2 separate regions of the Homo sapiens genome follow, and region 2 is linked to region 1. Evidence: read pairs that join two places in POLR2A ChIA-PET (ENCODE). Cell type or tissue: OCI-LY7. All regions are shown on one strand.

What was found. Peaks named below come from ENCODE experiments on the same cell type or tissue, not always from the same donor. Only the 100,000 strongest peaks of a DNase experiment are listed, where the experiment ranks them.
Region 2: POLR2A ChIA-PET joins it to region 1 with 32 read pairs; 2 of 35 experiments call an interaction of 5 or more read pairs at or near these places.

What each region holds. Positions count from the first base shown.
Region 1 is chr6:108,589,065-108,597,064 of GRCh38, reverse strand. The region is part of intron 1 of FOXO3 (forkhead box O3); the gene reads right to left. Among named protein-coding and RNA genes, the nearest start is that of FOXO3, 32 kb to the right of the region's middle. In OCI-LY7, no CTCF peak of the experiment used is centred here; DNase peaks (open chromatin) are centred at 4,284 and 7,434; H3K4me3 peaks cover 3,918 bases; H3K27ac peaks cover 4,594 bases.
Region 2 is chr6:107,946,370-107,954,369 of GRCh38, reverse strand. The region is part of intron 1 of SEC63 (SEC63 protein translocation regulator); the gene reads left to right. Among named protein-coding and RNA genes, the nearest start is that of SEC63, 7.8 kb to the left of the region's middle. RefSeq lists a silencer at 1,031-1,325. In OCI-LY7, no CTCF peak of the experiment used is centred here; no DNase peak of the experiment used is centred here.

The sequences.
Region 1 (8,000 bases):
TAAATTTTCTCTCCAGTCCTTTGGGATTTTCTCTGCTTATTGTGGTTCAAGATACCATCCACACTTCAGACTCTAAAGAGTTAGATAAGACTCTAGTTTATTTAGTCCAACAGTTTATTTCCCAAAGTATGTTCTGCTGATAACTGTTTTCTGTTAAAAAAAAGAAAAAAGAAAAAAAAAGCATCCCTTTGAGCTGCAACTGTTTGGGATATGATGGATTAAACAATATAAAACAGGTTTCTTTACTGCAGGACTTATGGGCTTCAGTCTGCTGGTACGCATCCTGAAGTCCCTAAAGGGTGACAGTGTATATTAAGTATTTTCCAGATCCTTTTTTTAAACCACAGATCACTTTTTAAACACAGTGTGTAATTAGGCTAGTGTTCTGGATTCTCCCAAATTGCCTGTAACTTTGCCTATGGACAGGTACACATTTATTTACCTTCCACTTTCCTCTAAATGTTGCTTCTTAGTGACCCATCTCCGATTTCCATTTCCTGCTTAAACTTTCTCATTCCCTTGGCAAACAAATGTTTTCCTTCCCTACTTACAAAACATACTAGAGGAGATGTTCATTCAACAACCCATAACTTTTCAAGTAATCTGGACATTTTCCCCTCTATACCTCTGAGTCCACATTACTACTTTTACTTTGAACTTTTTTTTTTTTTTTTTTTTTTTTCATTTAGGCCATTAACCAGGAGTCCATGGATGGGACTTAGTGGGTCCATAAGCCCCTGAAATCATATCCAAATCACATGCAAAATGTCTTAGGTAACCACATTTTTCTAGAGATCAGGCAACACACATTTCCTCAAACAGGTCCATTATTCCTCAAAAACCACTGGGAAACAATAACAAAAATAGTACTATAAAAATGTTTTCAATGCTAAGGGATAATAGGATGGGGAAGAGAAAGGTAGAAAATAAAGCATTTGACCTTCATGGTAAAATAATGCACACTGACAGGTTATAAGCTTTGGGGGCATTCCTCAAAATAAAGAAACATTTCAGGAAGAAAAAAATATGAATGGAAAGTTTAAACAAAACGGACAAGAAGGAAGCAGTATCTGGGCAGTCTGACAGAATGAAGGGGACCAGGGCCTGCCACCATTAAAATATTTCTTACTGAATCTCAAAATATTCTATACTTGGCCCATTAATGTAAAAAGTCCATTTCTGGCAGAATTATCAAACTCATCACTAACAAGGTAAATTGGCAGCTTGGCATTTGAACACCATCAGGCCCCTCATAACCACGTGCAAACACAGAGGTCACTAATTTCATGTTGTGTGCAAAAAAACTCCCTTAGACAGAAGTGACTTAAAACAGGAGAGGAGATTTTATCCTAAAGTCTTAGGAATGGGAAATGTAGGAAGGCAGATTTTATATGGTTTTTGCTTTCTTTGATCCTTTCTTTTCAAGGGTAAACAATCTATCTTTAGGATTTGTATTAACAAATCGCCTTCCTTCCAGAAACATACACTTCTATGAGAGAGAACATAAAATAATAAAAGTTACAGAAACTACAAAAACTTATGTAAATGGTCTCAATGAAAGGGCAAAGGGGTCCCCTGTACCCAGTACCTTTGCCGAGTTATTAAAAAATGAAAACTTTGTTGCATTTCTTACAAAACAATGAGTATGCTTGGGAAATGAATTCAATATCATAAGCCCCAAACTTTTTCTATGTATCACTAAATTTAGCTTAAGCTGAAGAAGGGAGAGGTCACAGTTACAATGAAAAGTTTTTTCTCTCTACCTCCTCCTTCAGAAGTACTTCCCAGTATTTCCGAAAATTCAATTTGCATTCCACATCACTACCTAAAAACACAATTATGCTCATACCTCTCATAAGCTCAACAGAAATAAGAATGTTTTAGGCCTCGACAACCTGTAGCTTGATGAGTTTTTGCAAAATCCAGCTGCTTGTGGGAGGGGGAGCAGAAAGAGTAGAAGTCACACCTGGGAGGGAAAAATCTATCCTTGAATACAACATTAATATTAGGAGGATAAACTGAAATCTGAGCCTAGTGTTGTTTGGGGAACCACCATGAAAATACTTTGGATTATAAGCATCTCCACCAAAATCACACATTGTCCCTGACACGTAGGTACCAACGTGCTGAAAAGGTTGCATAAGCACATAAAGGAAGGGAGAGCTGCCTACAAAACTTTGCTTAGGTGTAGCCCATTCTTATCTCACAGCATAGGGACTGGCAGGAGTCATGTTTGGAAAGAGCTGGAGCTGTGCCACATTCAACAAGGCCCGATTTGGGGATGAATGGGCATGCCAGTGCCTAGCCATTCTGCCCTACACCTACTGGGTCACTGAGACACACCAGACCCACAGGGCCATGGGGCACAAGGGGTCCGGAAAGACCAGGGCCACTCCCTGCAAGGCAGACCTGAGATTTGCCACCTATATTTTTAGAGTTCAAAAAGCAGCAAAACAAAACAACATGGCCCAAGCAAGCCCAAAAGAAGCATTAGCGGGAGGTAAAGGTGGGAGGGAGAGGTGGCTGAGGCAGGGAAGGAGGGAAGAAAATGCTGCATGCCTCTGACCTTAGAAAAACCCTGGGAACTCTCCTCCTGCTGCCTTGGTCCATGGGGCTGGATCATACCTTTATTCTACAAATAAGAAACCAAAACTACTATGTTAACTTCACAGTTTTGTTTTCTTTATTTGGCTTCCAAACCTTAGGAGTATGAAATCAACCTTTTATTCTACAACTCTCCCTAAAAGAGGAAGGAGAAGAACAGGGACTCTCCTTTTTTTCTCTAAAGTTATTAACCCGTTTTCATCTTTTTGCAAACAAACTTCAGTTAAAACTTAAGTCAAATTTAAACATCTCAAGCTGCCCTTTTCCTTCTACTTAAAATTAATTCCACAACTTTTGGGGGAGGGAAAAACAAGAAACAGGAAAAAGAATATCAGCACACAGCTTTCTGCCATCTTCTCCTCACTGCTTTGGTAGTTTTAAGAAACCTCAAAGTTTACACAAACACAAAGCCAAAAGATGTCCAAAAGAAATACACAGCAAAGGCCGGTCACGGTGGCTCACACCTGTAATTCCAGGACTTTGGGAGGCCGAGGCGGGTAGATCACCTGAGGTCAGGCGTTCAAGACCAACCCTGCCAAGATGGTGAAACTCCATCTCTACTAAAAAGGTACAAAAATTAGCTGGTTGTGGTGGCACATGCCTGTAATCCCAGCTACTCGGGAGGCTGAGGCAGGAGAATCACTTGAACCCAGGAGACAGAGGTTGCAGTGAGCCAAGATTGAGCCACTGCACTCCAGACTGGGTGACAGGGCGAGACTACATCTCAAAAAAAAAAAAAAAAAAAAAAGAAGAAGAAAAGAAAAGAAAAATACACAGCAAGGCGGCCGGGTTCAGTGGCTCACACCTGTAATCCCAGCATTTTGGGAGGCTGAGGCAGGAGGATCACTTGAGGCCAGGAGTTAGAGACCAACCTGGCCAACATGGTGAAACCCCATCTCTACTACAAATATAAAAATGAGCTGGGTATGGTGGCAGGCACCTGTAATCCCAGCTACTCATGAGGCTGAAGCAGGAGAATCACTTGAACCCAGGTGGCAGAGGTTACAGTGAGCTAAGATCGTGCCACTGCACTCCAGCCAGAGCGAGACTCCATCTCAAAAAAAAAAAGAAAAAAGAAATACACAGCAAAGGAAAAAATTAATATTTACTTTTCCTTCTCCCACCAATTATTTAGCTTTCCTTAAGCCCAATTAACCTGACACAACCTTTTCTCACTCTTTCAAGCTCATCTATTTAAAAAATAGTACTACCTAAAATATCTGCACACCCTATTTCACAATCTTTTGATAAACTAGGAAATAAAAGAACATCTTGTTACTATAAACGTGTAATCCTCCCTTCTAAGAAAAAACACTTGTACCAAGTCCAGCTAACATGATCCATTAAGAACAACTAGTTCTTTCTTACAGGCTAACACTGACTAGACATGGAGAACTTGAACTTTAAAAATAAATACTCAACAATATTCCCAACATCTAGATGTTCAAACTGCTCACTAAATTATGCATTCCTAAGCACGCATCCATCTCTCTGTGGACACACCAGGAAAACGTCTCTCTAAATTATAACAGGATTGAGATAAAGACTGGAGAGCAATGAGTGCACTAAGAATCATCCTCCTCCCCTTAAGCACTCAATTACCACGTGCACCAACCATTCTTAGCGCCCTCCCAACCAATGGCTTCTCAGAGACTCTGAAACCACAACAAATGTGCAACCCGAAGCCACAGCTGTGGCCGACAAATGCCAGAAGCAAAATTCATGACACTTTATTTCAGTATTCGCACAGAAGCTTGGACAGGTGTGAGGAAGCATGGTACAATGATCTGAGGAACACCCAGCCTCTTCCCACACACACTCAAGCTTCCACCACACCTCCATTCCAGAAAACCACCAGAACCCCTACTTAAAAAATAATTTGAAGTGAATTTAAAATGCATTCTTGCTTATGACTAACAAGAACTGTGAGGTTCCTGAAAGCCAAGAACTTCTATTGCTCAAATCATGGAGCTAGGAGGAAGGCAGATGAGATGCAAAGTCTCCTAAGTGATGACGAATAAAGGAGTAACTGAAGAAATGTGAACACAAAGGGCATAGCTTACAATACTGTAAAAACTGGCGTAAATGGACTATTTGGCCTTAAGTTACACAAAAAATTCCAACCACAGCCTTTTCTAACCCCTTTTTTCGGTTCAAATCAACTTTATGAGGTGTAACTTACATACAAAAAACTGCACCCATTTTAAGCATATGCTTACACGAATTTGGGCAAATATATTTACACCAGTGTAAGCACCACCACAATTAAGATATAAAACATTTCATATTTCCCTGAAAAGTTCCCTTCTGCCCTTTTGCAGTCAACCTCCTCCAATCCCCATCACCCCTGGCAATCGCTGATCTGCTTCCTGTTGCCATAAGTTAGTTTTGCCTTTTCTAGAATTCCACAGAAATGGAATCAAACAATAGTTACTCTCCTGTTCAGGCATTTTTCTCTCACAATGTTTTTGACATTCATCCATGCTATGTATCTGTGGCGTGTTCCTTCTTATTGTAGAGCAGTATTCCCTTTGTACTGACATGTCACTATTTTCCAAACTTTTTTTTTTTTTTAACTAAAAAGAGGGTGGTGCTTAGCTTTAAAACAAATACATAAAACTTCCTAAGGATACTGTAATATTTTTCTCTCAAAGTAATCAGAACTTATAAGTAACTTTGCATAAAGTACAATCCCAAAATCTCGGCTTCAGAAACACGAAGTTTTGTTTTGTGTCACCTCCCTATACAATAACTGGCTCAATCAAATGGAAAGAAAAACGATAACTTGAGATGTTTTGTTTACAGCCAGCTCAAGATGTTATTTCAAGCTGCTGAAGAACTATGAGGAAACTGTATCCAAGCAAATTTTCACGTGCTGCTTCCTGAATGCCTGACCGAAAAGTGAACTTTATTTAGGACTTCAGTTTAATTTGGGTTCCAACCCTTCTGCTTTTTCCCGATGATTTAGAATTTTGGATTTCATGCTGACTCCCAGCTACCCCACCATCAGAAGGATGTAATGAGATTTCCCTTGAGGTGGGACTGCCCTGAGTTCTGTCTGGAAAAGAAAATAAATAGACCATTTAAATTTTGTGTAACCTAACTGCCCAAATGATGCACGACTGCTAGTGTTTCCAAGGGAATACAACTTGGGAAACTCTGTTCTAACAGGTAAGAAGTATAAACCTAGTAGTTTCAGGATGGCTGGCTGTCTACAACAGGCCTGGTTATTCTCAATGTCAGTGGACCATACTTATCCCAATGTGGGGTACAAAAATGAAAATAAACAGTTTCTAAAAGGTCACCCGATAAGTCCCAGCTACACCTGAGATGTGAAATGCTGTAACACTCCTGAGCCCCCATCTCCTTACTCATGCTTCAAACAGATCTTTACAAGTCACAAGGGCAGGCAGCAACATCTTCTAAAGGATGAGGCCTACCTACATGAGAAGGCTGTTGCCTGTCTACTCTGCCTCATTAACTAGTTTGGCACTCTGAGCCCACCACCAAGTGCTGGGCCTCAGTTTCGTCTGCTGTCAGGGGAGGCAGCTGAGCTAGGATGAGCTCTAACGTTATCTCCAATCTGAAAGCTGTCATATGAGGCTCAAAAAAGCGCCACAATCCCAATACTAAAATGAGAAAAGTTGCATATTTTTAAAACCATATTTGCAAGCAAGGCATCCAAAATTCTGACAAGAACATCAGTCTCAATTCTTCATTCCTAATTCTTGGCCATTGTAAACTCTAAATAAGTACTTTTCTTTTGTCTATCCATTACTTCTTTTCTTTCCTCTAATTTGAGTACAGGTTGAGTATCCCTCATCCAAATTACCTGGAAGTGTTTCAGATTTCAGATTTCTTCAGATTTTGGAATATTTGCATATACATAATAAAATATCTTAGGGATACGACCCAGGTTTAAACAGGAAATTCACTTATGTTTCATACACACCTCATACACATAGCCTGAAGATAATTTCATTTAGTATTTTAAATAATTTCGTGCACAGAACAAAGTTTTGACTGCAACCCCTTACATGAGATTGGATGTGAAATTTCCCACTTGTAGTGTCATGTCAACGCTCAAAAAGTTTCAGATTTTGGAGCATTTTGGATTTCAAATTTTCAAATTAGGGATGCTCAATCTGTATTATTTCTCAAAAAAAGGTGGGTGCTGGGTGTGGTGGCTCACGCTTGTAGTTCCAACTACTCAGGAGGCTGAGGTGGCAGGATCCTTTGAGCCCAGGAGTTCCAGTCTGCAGTGAGCATGCCACTGCACTCCAGCCTGCATGACAGAGTAAAGCCATCTCAAAAAAAAAAAAAGATTTAAATTAAATCCTATTAATGAATTCCAGTCTTCATATTTAACTTTATACAGCTATGTACCTGTGTTTGCCTGCATACTTATGTTTAAGGTTTTTCTATTAAGACATTGCACTGAACATGATATCCTTTAAGAATAACTCTCTTAATACCCATAACGTGATCGAGGATAAAAAAGTTTCTGGAAAAAAATAGCACCTGCTCTTGCAACAGTTCATCCTGGCAGCATGCTTTTGTTTTGATTATTCATGAAATTGCAGATTCACTCTTTAGCTTGACTAACATTCAGTAGGAAATAGTTGTGTGTTTTTAACATACTTACAATTGGAAGGCTCTATCTTAGAATCAGCAAAAGGCAACACTGTGTAATCCAAAAGTCCCCTAAATTTCCCATAAGGATCTGAAGAAGGCATTGGTTTCTTCAGAGACATCAGTCACAGGAACTCACATGAACAGCCAGTCACCCCTGCCTAACTCCTCCTCCTGCTCTTAATGGCAACTAAAGCTAAGGTTCCACCCCTGGGCTAGGCTGCAGGGGAGTGGACCTGCAAGTCTGCACTGGAAACCCGGAAAAGGCTGCCTGACTGGGGAATAATGCATGCACTCTAAGAACAAAAGCCTGCCTTAAACGAAGAACTTTCCAAGACAGTCAGGAATGGCAGGGCTGAGAGAATGCTGGCAGGAGTGTTTGTGCAAGCACACAGTCCTTCTTAGTACTGAATGTCCCCAGCACTTGGAGAGGAAGTAAACAAAGATTCGGGTTGTGCTTGTGTCTGTGTAGCCCAGGGCAGCCAAGGCCTGGCCCGGTCAAGACTCCCAGCTCCGGGGCAGGGGGTGCTTATGTCACAGAGCTCCAAAATGTGGGCTGCGTGTGCCCAGGAAAAATTATAAAGGCCAGTTTAAATACAGCCTATATTTCTCTCTACCACTTAGATTTTTTCTTTATTTTCAAAAACAATAATTTTCTGAAGTTAAGTAAAACTGGAACATGGAAAACAACTACTTGCGAAACAGTCCACAGGACTCCATGACAGCCTCCATTCTCCTCCTTAAGACGGATTTGCATCAAACTT
Region 2 (8,000 bases), 640 kb after region 1:
GGTCTCTGGTTTTCCTAGGCAGAGGACCCTGCGGCCTTCCGCAGTGTTTGTGTCCCTGGGTACTTGAGATTAGGGAGTGGTGATGACTCTTAACGAGCATGCTGCCTTCAAGCATCTGTTTAACAAAGCACATCTTGCACCGCCCTTAATCCATTTAACCCTGAGTGGACACAGCACATGTTTCAGAGAGCACAGGGTTGGGGGTAGGGTCACCGATCAACAGGATCCCAAGGCAGAAGAATTTTTCCTAGTACAGAACAAAATGAAAAGTCTCCCGTGTCTACCTCTTTCTACACAGACATGGCAACCATCCGATTTCCCAATCCTTTCCCTGCCTTTCCCCTCTTTCTATTCCACAAAACCGCCATTGTCATCATGGCCCGTTCTCAATGAGCTGTTGGGTACACCTCCCAGACGGGGTGGTGGCCGGGCAGAGGGGCTCCTCACGTCCCAGTAGGGGCGGCTGAGGAGAGGCGCCCCTCACCTCCCGGACCGGGCGGCTGGCCGGGCGGGGGGCTGACCCCCCCACCTCCCTCCCGGACGGGGCGGCTGGCCGGGCGGGGGGCTCACACCCCCACCTCCCTCCCGGACGGGGCGGCTGGCCGGGCGGGGGGCTGAACCCCCCACCTCCCTCCCGGACAGGGCGGCTGGCCGGGCAGGGGGCTGACCCCCCACCTCCCTCCCGGACGGGGCGGCTGGCCGGGCAGAGGGGCTCCTCACTTGCCAGTAGGGGCGGCCGGGCAGAGGCGCCCCTCACCTCCCGGACGGGGCGGCTGGCCGGGCGGGGGGCTGACCCCCCCACCTCCCTCCCGGACGGGGCGGCTGGCCGGGCGGGGGGCTGACCCCCCACCTCCCTCCCGGACGGGGCGGCTGGCCGGGCAGAGGGGCTCCTCACTTCCCAGTAGGGGCGGCCGGGCAGAGGTGCCCCTCACCTCCCGGACGGGGCGGCTGGCCGGGCGGGGGGCTGACCCCCCCACCTCCTTCCCGGACGGGGCAAATCTGAAAAATTCTGAAGCACATTTGTTCTTAAGGATTTTAAGTAAAAGATGAGGACCCCCGTAGTACAGTTTTGGGGAAACACAACAGCATATATAAGTATTTTTATTTTTTGAGATGGAGCCTTGCTCTGTCACCCAGGCTGAAGTGCAGTGGCGTGATCTCGGCTCACTGCAACCTCTGCTTCCCGTGTTCAAACGATTCTCGTGCCTCAGCCTCCTGAGTAGCTAGGAAAACTGGCGCGAGCCACCATGCCTGGCTTATTTTTGTATTTTTAGTAGAGATGGGGTTTCACCATGTTGGCCAGGCTGGTCTCGAACTTCTGACCTCAATTGATCCACCTGCCTCGGCGTCCCAAAGTCCTGGGATTACAGGCGTGAGCCACTGTTCCCTGGCCACAGCAGCATATTTTAATACTTGTTTTTGAGGCTTAGTTTATTTAGTTTTCCTGTGAAACAGTTAAGTAGCCAAATACAAAAATGTAGGCATGCGTTTGAATTTCAGACTTCTGACAGTATTTTCAGAGATAGCATGTGCATGAAAGCATGAAAAGGTTTGCTCTGGCAGTTACACAACCTTAAAGTTCAGTTTAAGTAATTTTTTTTTTGTTTGTTTTGGCATGAAGTCTCGCTCTGTTGCCCAGGCTCCAGTGCAATAGCAAGATCTTGGCTCACTGCAACCTCCACCTCCCAGATTCAAGCAGTTCTCCCACCTCGGCCTCCCAAGTAGCTGGTATTACAGGTGCCTGCCACTACGCCCGGCTAATTTTTGTATTTTTAGTAGAGACAGAGTTTCACCATGTTGGCCAGGCTGGTTTCCAACTCCTGACCTCAAGGGATCTGCCCACCTCGGCCTCCCAAAGTGCTGGGATTACAGCTGTGAGCCACTGTGCCCGGCCCAGTTTAACTAATCTTTATTGAGGTTTTTTTTTGTGTGTTTTCTGCAACACATTTGGGACTTTCAATTTTTAAGGTTGACAGTCGTTTCAGCATGGCTGTTTTGGAATTAGTGGGCTCTTGAATACACCAGAAAGCATAGCACCATTTCACAGCTTGTAAAGTCTGCGGTTTGAAAAATGGAAATAGTTCGTTTATTGGCATATTTGACATGTTAATTGAACGTACCTGTTATCTAAAACATTATTAATGGAATACTTTTGCCTTGATTTCTGCTTAACATGTTTAGCTAAGCGTACTTATAATTAATACCCCTTTTAGTAGTTATTTGTTTTACTCTCTTGGTTTGCAAATTGGCTGAATAAAATGAATATTTCTTCAGACAATTAAGGACAAAAGCTCTGTATGCAATGATAACACGGAGGGCTTAGATTTCCTTGGCATAGTGATTCTTAACCCTGGCTACACATTAGAATCACTTCGGGAACTTTTTTTTTTTTTTTTTGAGATGGAGTCTCGCTCTGTCACCCAAGCTGGAGTGGAGTGGCGCGGTCTCAGCTCACTGCAAGGTCTGCCTCCTGGGTTCACCCCATTCTCCTGCCTCAGCCTCCCGAGTATCTGGGACCACAGGCGCCCACCACCACGCCTGGCTAATTTTTTGTATTTTTAGTAGAGACGGGGTTAGCCAGGATGGTCTTGATCTCCTGACCTCATGATCCGCCTGCCTCAGCCTCCCAAAGTGCTGGGATTACAGGCTTGAGCCACCGCGCCCGGCCCACTTCGGGAACTTTTTAAAACACTTGTACCCATCCCCAGATACTCTGATTTATTTGGTCTGGAGTGGGTGTTATGTACTGGTATTTTTTAAATATCCCTATATGATTCTAAATTGTAGCTATGTTTGAGAAGTGCTGCTTGGAGGAGAGCTTCCTTAGTAATGGTCTTTTGCTGTAGTTGCCATTTTGGGAGGTAGTATATTTGTTTTGCTATGTGCTCTTTGCTAACAACAACAACAAAATCCAAAAAACTAATGTGTTAGCCTTTTTGTTTTACATAGCTAAGAAGCACTTACAGAACAGTAACGTAAAGTTCTGGGAGTTAAAAGCCAGATATTTTTGTCAAACAACTTTAATGATACAAGTTTACAATCAGTTTATCATAGTTGTCTATTAATGGCTTCCAGAGTATTTACCATTGTGCTATGATTGGAGCCTTATGTAATTTGGATATCCTTAACATTTTGAAATAATTGCACATAATTACCTTAACACTACCCATCTTTGGTATTGCCAACAATACTGTGCTGTGACCTTTTGTGTGTACTGCCCACTTTGTGCTTTCTTGTAATTGTTAATGTTTGTCTTTCCTAGTGCTTTTAAAATGAGAAGTGTTCTTAATGTTTATGTGGAATTTCAATCCAACCATTATTTGTAAGTGCATAATTTTGTTTACTGCTTTTTTGATTTACAATAGAAGAGTTATCACTTTAAACATTTTATATCATTAGGCTTTCATTGATATATTTGACAAGAGTATTATCTGACAAGAGAAAATAACTGATTGCTTGTAATTATTAGAATTTCGAATAATCAAAAGCATGCTTTTATTCTTTCCGTAGGTTATGGAAAGAATTCCTTTTGAATTGAGATAAAATGTATCATTTAAAAAAAGTTTTTGTTGACTCCTTGATCTTACTTTTGGGGCTTGATCTTCCCTTTTCAAAACTTACTTAACCTTACTTTTTCAAAATGCCTGGTTTTGAAATGTGGCTCTGCAGCCTACTGTAATTTTAGGCAAGTTATTTAACTTCCGTGTGTTTCAGTATACTCATCTGTATTGGTTACTGATTTAACTTCTGTGTATCTCAGTATACTCATCTTTATTGGTCATACTCATCTGTTACGGTCAGAGAAGATACTTTGTATGATATCTGTCTTTCAAAATAAAATATCTTGTGGCTTAACATATAGTCTATCCTGCAAAACGTCCCATGGCACTTCTGAACAATGTATGTGCTGCTGCTGTAGGGTAGTGAGCGTTGTATATGTCTGTTAGATCTAGTTGGTTTGTGTTAAGTCCTCTATTTCCTTATCTTCTTTTTGGTTGTTCTATCCATTTTTGGGGATGGAGGGTGTATTGAAGTCTGAAACTATTATTGTAGCACTGTCTGTTTCTCTCTTCAGTTCTGTTGGTTTTTGCATTGTACATTTTGATGATCATTAGATACGTAAATGTTTATAAATGTTATATCTTCTTGCTGTATTGAACCTCTTACTAATATGTAATGTCTTTTATCTCTTGTAATCTTTTTTGTTTTAAAGTCTATTTTGTCTTATAGTCACCACCCTGCTATCTTTTGGTTACTGTTTCCATGGAATATTTTTTCCATCCTTTCACCTTCAATCTGTTTGTGTCTTTGGATATAAAGTGAGTCTCTTGTAGATGGACGTAGTTGGATCAGGTGCTTTTAATCCATTCTGCCAGTCTTTTGATTGGAACATTTAACCATTTACATTTAAAGTAATTACTGTTAAGGAAGGAGGGCCAGGTGCAGTGTTTCATTCCTGTAATCCCAGCACTTTGGGAAGCTGAGGTGGGAGGAACACTTGAGTCCAGGAGTTTGAACCAGCCTGGGCAACATAATGAGACCGTGTTCCTACAAACAAACAAACAAAAAAATATTAGCCAGGCATGGTGGCACGCACCTTTAGTCCTAGCTACTCAGGAGGCTGAAGCAGGAGGATCACTTGAGCCCAGGAGATCGAGGCTGCAGTGAGCTATGATCATGTCACTGCACTCCAACCTGGATGACAGAAGGAGACCCTGTCACACACAAAAAGTAAAAAGAAGGACCTCTGTCATTTTGCTATTTGTTTTCTATAGGCATATATCCTTTTGTTCCTTATTTCCTGCATTACTATTTTTTTGTTTAGCTGATTTTTTTTGTAGTGAAATGTTTACATTTCTTTGCATTTTCTAATTTTTATTTTATTTTATTTTTAAATAGAGACTGGGTTTTGCCATGTTGCTCAAGCTTGTCTCAAACTCCTGGGCCCAAGTGATCTATGTCTCGGACTCTCAAAGTGCTGGGATTACATGTGTGAGCCACTGCTCACATCTCATTTTCTTTTGAGTATATTCTGTAGTTACTTTTTGTGTGGTTACCATGGGGATTACATTAAACATCCTAAATATTGTAATTTCAATTTATACCAGTTTAACTTTGACATATAAAAACTCTGCTCCTTTATAGCTCCTTTCCCACCTCTTTCAGTATTTGATTTCCCCTAATTACATCTTTATACATTGTGTGCCCCAAAGCATAAACTAATAATTCTTTTAAATGCATTAGTTTATTGTTTAGAAAACAAAGTGTGGATGTAGGGGCCAAGGGAAACTTCCCTTTTGCCCTCTGAAGATTGGCTGAAAAATCAACTCAGACAAGGTGGATTAATTGGAGGAAAGACATACACATGTATTTAATGTGAACATGGGGCGAACCACAGAGTGATTCCCCACATCCCAATGTAGTTCAGAAGCTTATATACCATCCTGGTGAAACAGGTTATGGGAAGGGGGAGAAGAGGAATTCTGTTGATAGGATTGCTAGGGACAATGGATCAGAGAACAGAGATTAACTTGTACATTATCTTGTGAAGGGTCTGTTTAGGTGTGGTTACCTTCTTGGTCCTACAGGAGGAGAAGAAAAGCAGTTGTTCGTTTTGGTGGGTCTGGATCTTAGGCAGATGAAGGCTTTGGGATATGGTGGGGGGCATCAGGAGGGCAGGGAGGAAAGTCAGAGAGACCTTGAGGCTTCTTCATTCAGCATGTCAAAATGCCATATTTTGGGTATCACTGAGCCCCAACATGGAGGTACAAACCAAGGAACTAAAATTGACCAACAGCCTTCGTAATTTACCCTCCAAGCCTTTCCCGGAAAGTTGCAAGCCTTCAGTAGACTCCAGAGTTACATCTAGACTCAGCTCTGTTGCTGTTCAGTGAGTGAGTGCTAGCTAGCCTGAAGGTGGGTAGTGCGGAATGCACTCACGGTAGCACTTTGAGCTAGATTCATGTATTATCTCATTTTATTCATGAGAAAACTGCGTCCTAGAGGAGGTTACCAACTTTCCTAAAGTCATACAGCTACCAGGTGGAAGACTGTTTGTTGGACTCAACTCTGTCTTATGCCAGAGCATCTCTTGTTAGCCACTACTCTCTGCTGCCTCCTGTAATTAAGTAAATATAACACATTACGATATGTGTTAAAATGGCTAGTGGAAGGTGCTTTGGGAGCACATAGGAAGGAGTAAATAATTATATTTTGGGATTTGGGGAAGTGTTTCATGCAGAGGAGGTGACACGAGATAGGTCTTAAAAGGTAAGTGGGAGAAGGGCATTCCATATATAGGGGAAAGTATATGCAAAAGCATGGAGGTGTTTAGTAAATGGTAAAGATTTGAATGTGATTGGCACTTACGACCAACTCAGGTATTTTAAGAGGGTTATACTTTATCCTGTAAGTTATTTGGTAAACAATGGAGGTTTTAAAGTATGGTAATAAAACATGGTCAGTTTGGCTTTTGTGGAATATTGTGTGGAGAATGGTTTGGTGGGTGGAGGGGGAGGTTGGTGATGGCTGGGTGGGAAACTAGATGGAGGGGGTGTCCATTTCAGAGGCTCTTTCCAGTGACAGGTGGTCAGATTAGAAAGAGAATTCTAAGAAAGCTTGGACTGTTTATTGAATATAAGTACTGAGGAGAGAATGAGAGTGGAGTGCAGATTTTGAATTTTCACTCATTTCTAGGATTACTTATTTCTTGTCCTCTTGAAAGCTTTTGGTGATTGGCCCAATGATCAGTTTGGGGATTTAAGTGCAGGGAAAAGAATGGGGATGAATTTTTTTTTGAGACTGGATCTCATGTTGTTACCCAGGTTGGAGTGCAGTGGCACCATCACTGCTCCACTGCAACCTCAATCTCCTGGGCTGAGCCATCCTTCTGCCTCAGCCTCCCGAGTAGCTAGAACTGCACGTGCACACCGTCACTCCCTATAGAGTTGTAATTACAGTAGGATGGGTTATCTCAGTCTCCTGTTGAGTGGTTTGGTTTTTTTGTTCTTTTTTTTGACAATAACTTCTTGTCCGATAGTGAGTGTTTTTGTTTTTTGTTTTGTTTTGTTTTTGAGACAGGGTCTCACTCTGTCACCCAGGCTGGAGTGCAGTAGCACAATCTTGGCTCACTGCAACCTCTGCCTCCCAGGCTCAAGTGATCCTCCCACCACAGCCTCCAAGTAGCTGGGACTACAGGTGCGCCATCATACCCAGCTAGTTTTTATAATTTTTGTAGAGATAGGGTTTCACCAGGTCACCAAGGCTGTGTTTTTTAACATTAGAAAAAACTAGCTTGTATCAGCTTTGTATTCAAAGGGATATGTCTTAATGTTCATATTTAGAGCTTATGGTTGATGTTTGGTTTGAGACAGAGTCTTGCCCTGTTGCCCAGGCTGGAGTGCAGTGGCATGATCTCAACTCACTGCAACCTCTGCCTCCTGGGTTCAAGTGATTCTCCTGCCTCAGCCTCCTGAGTAGCTGAGATTACAGGAGCCCACCACCACGCCTGGCTAATTTTTGTATTTTTAGTAGAGACGGGGTTTTTCCATGTTGGCCAGGCTGGTCTTGAACTCCTGACCTCAGATGATCCGCCCGCCTCAGCCTCCCAATGTGTAGAGCTTACAGTTTTCTCAGGCTTTAGCTCTTGAAGGAATATTAGCGATCTGATAAAACTTTAAATTGTTTTAAAAAGTTATTCCTTCTTTGTTCTATCCTGACAGAGGGGTGTATCAGACATGCAGCATATACACACTTAAGTCCTATACAGAGGAAAGCAGTTGGGAACTTGGCAGTAGGAATTACAGGACAACATGAAGGTTTTATAAATGTGGTGACAAACATTAGATTAATAACTGCATTATGTTGGCCGGGTGTGGTGGCTCACACCTGTAATCCCAGCACTTTGGGAGGCTGAAGGCGGGCAGATTGTTTGAGGTAAAGAGTTTGAGACCAGCCTGGCCAACATGGTGAAACTCCGTCTCTACTAAAAATACCTGTAA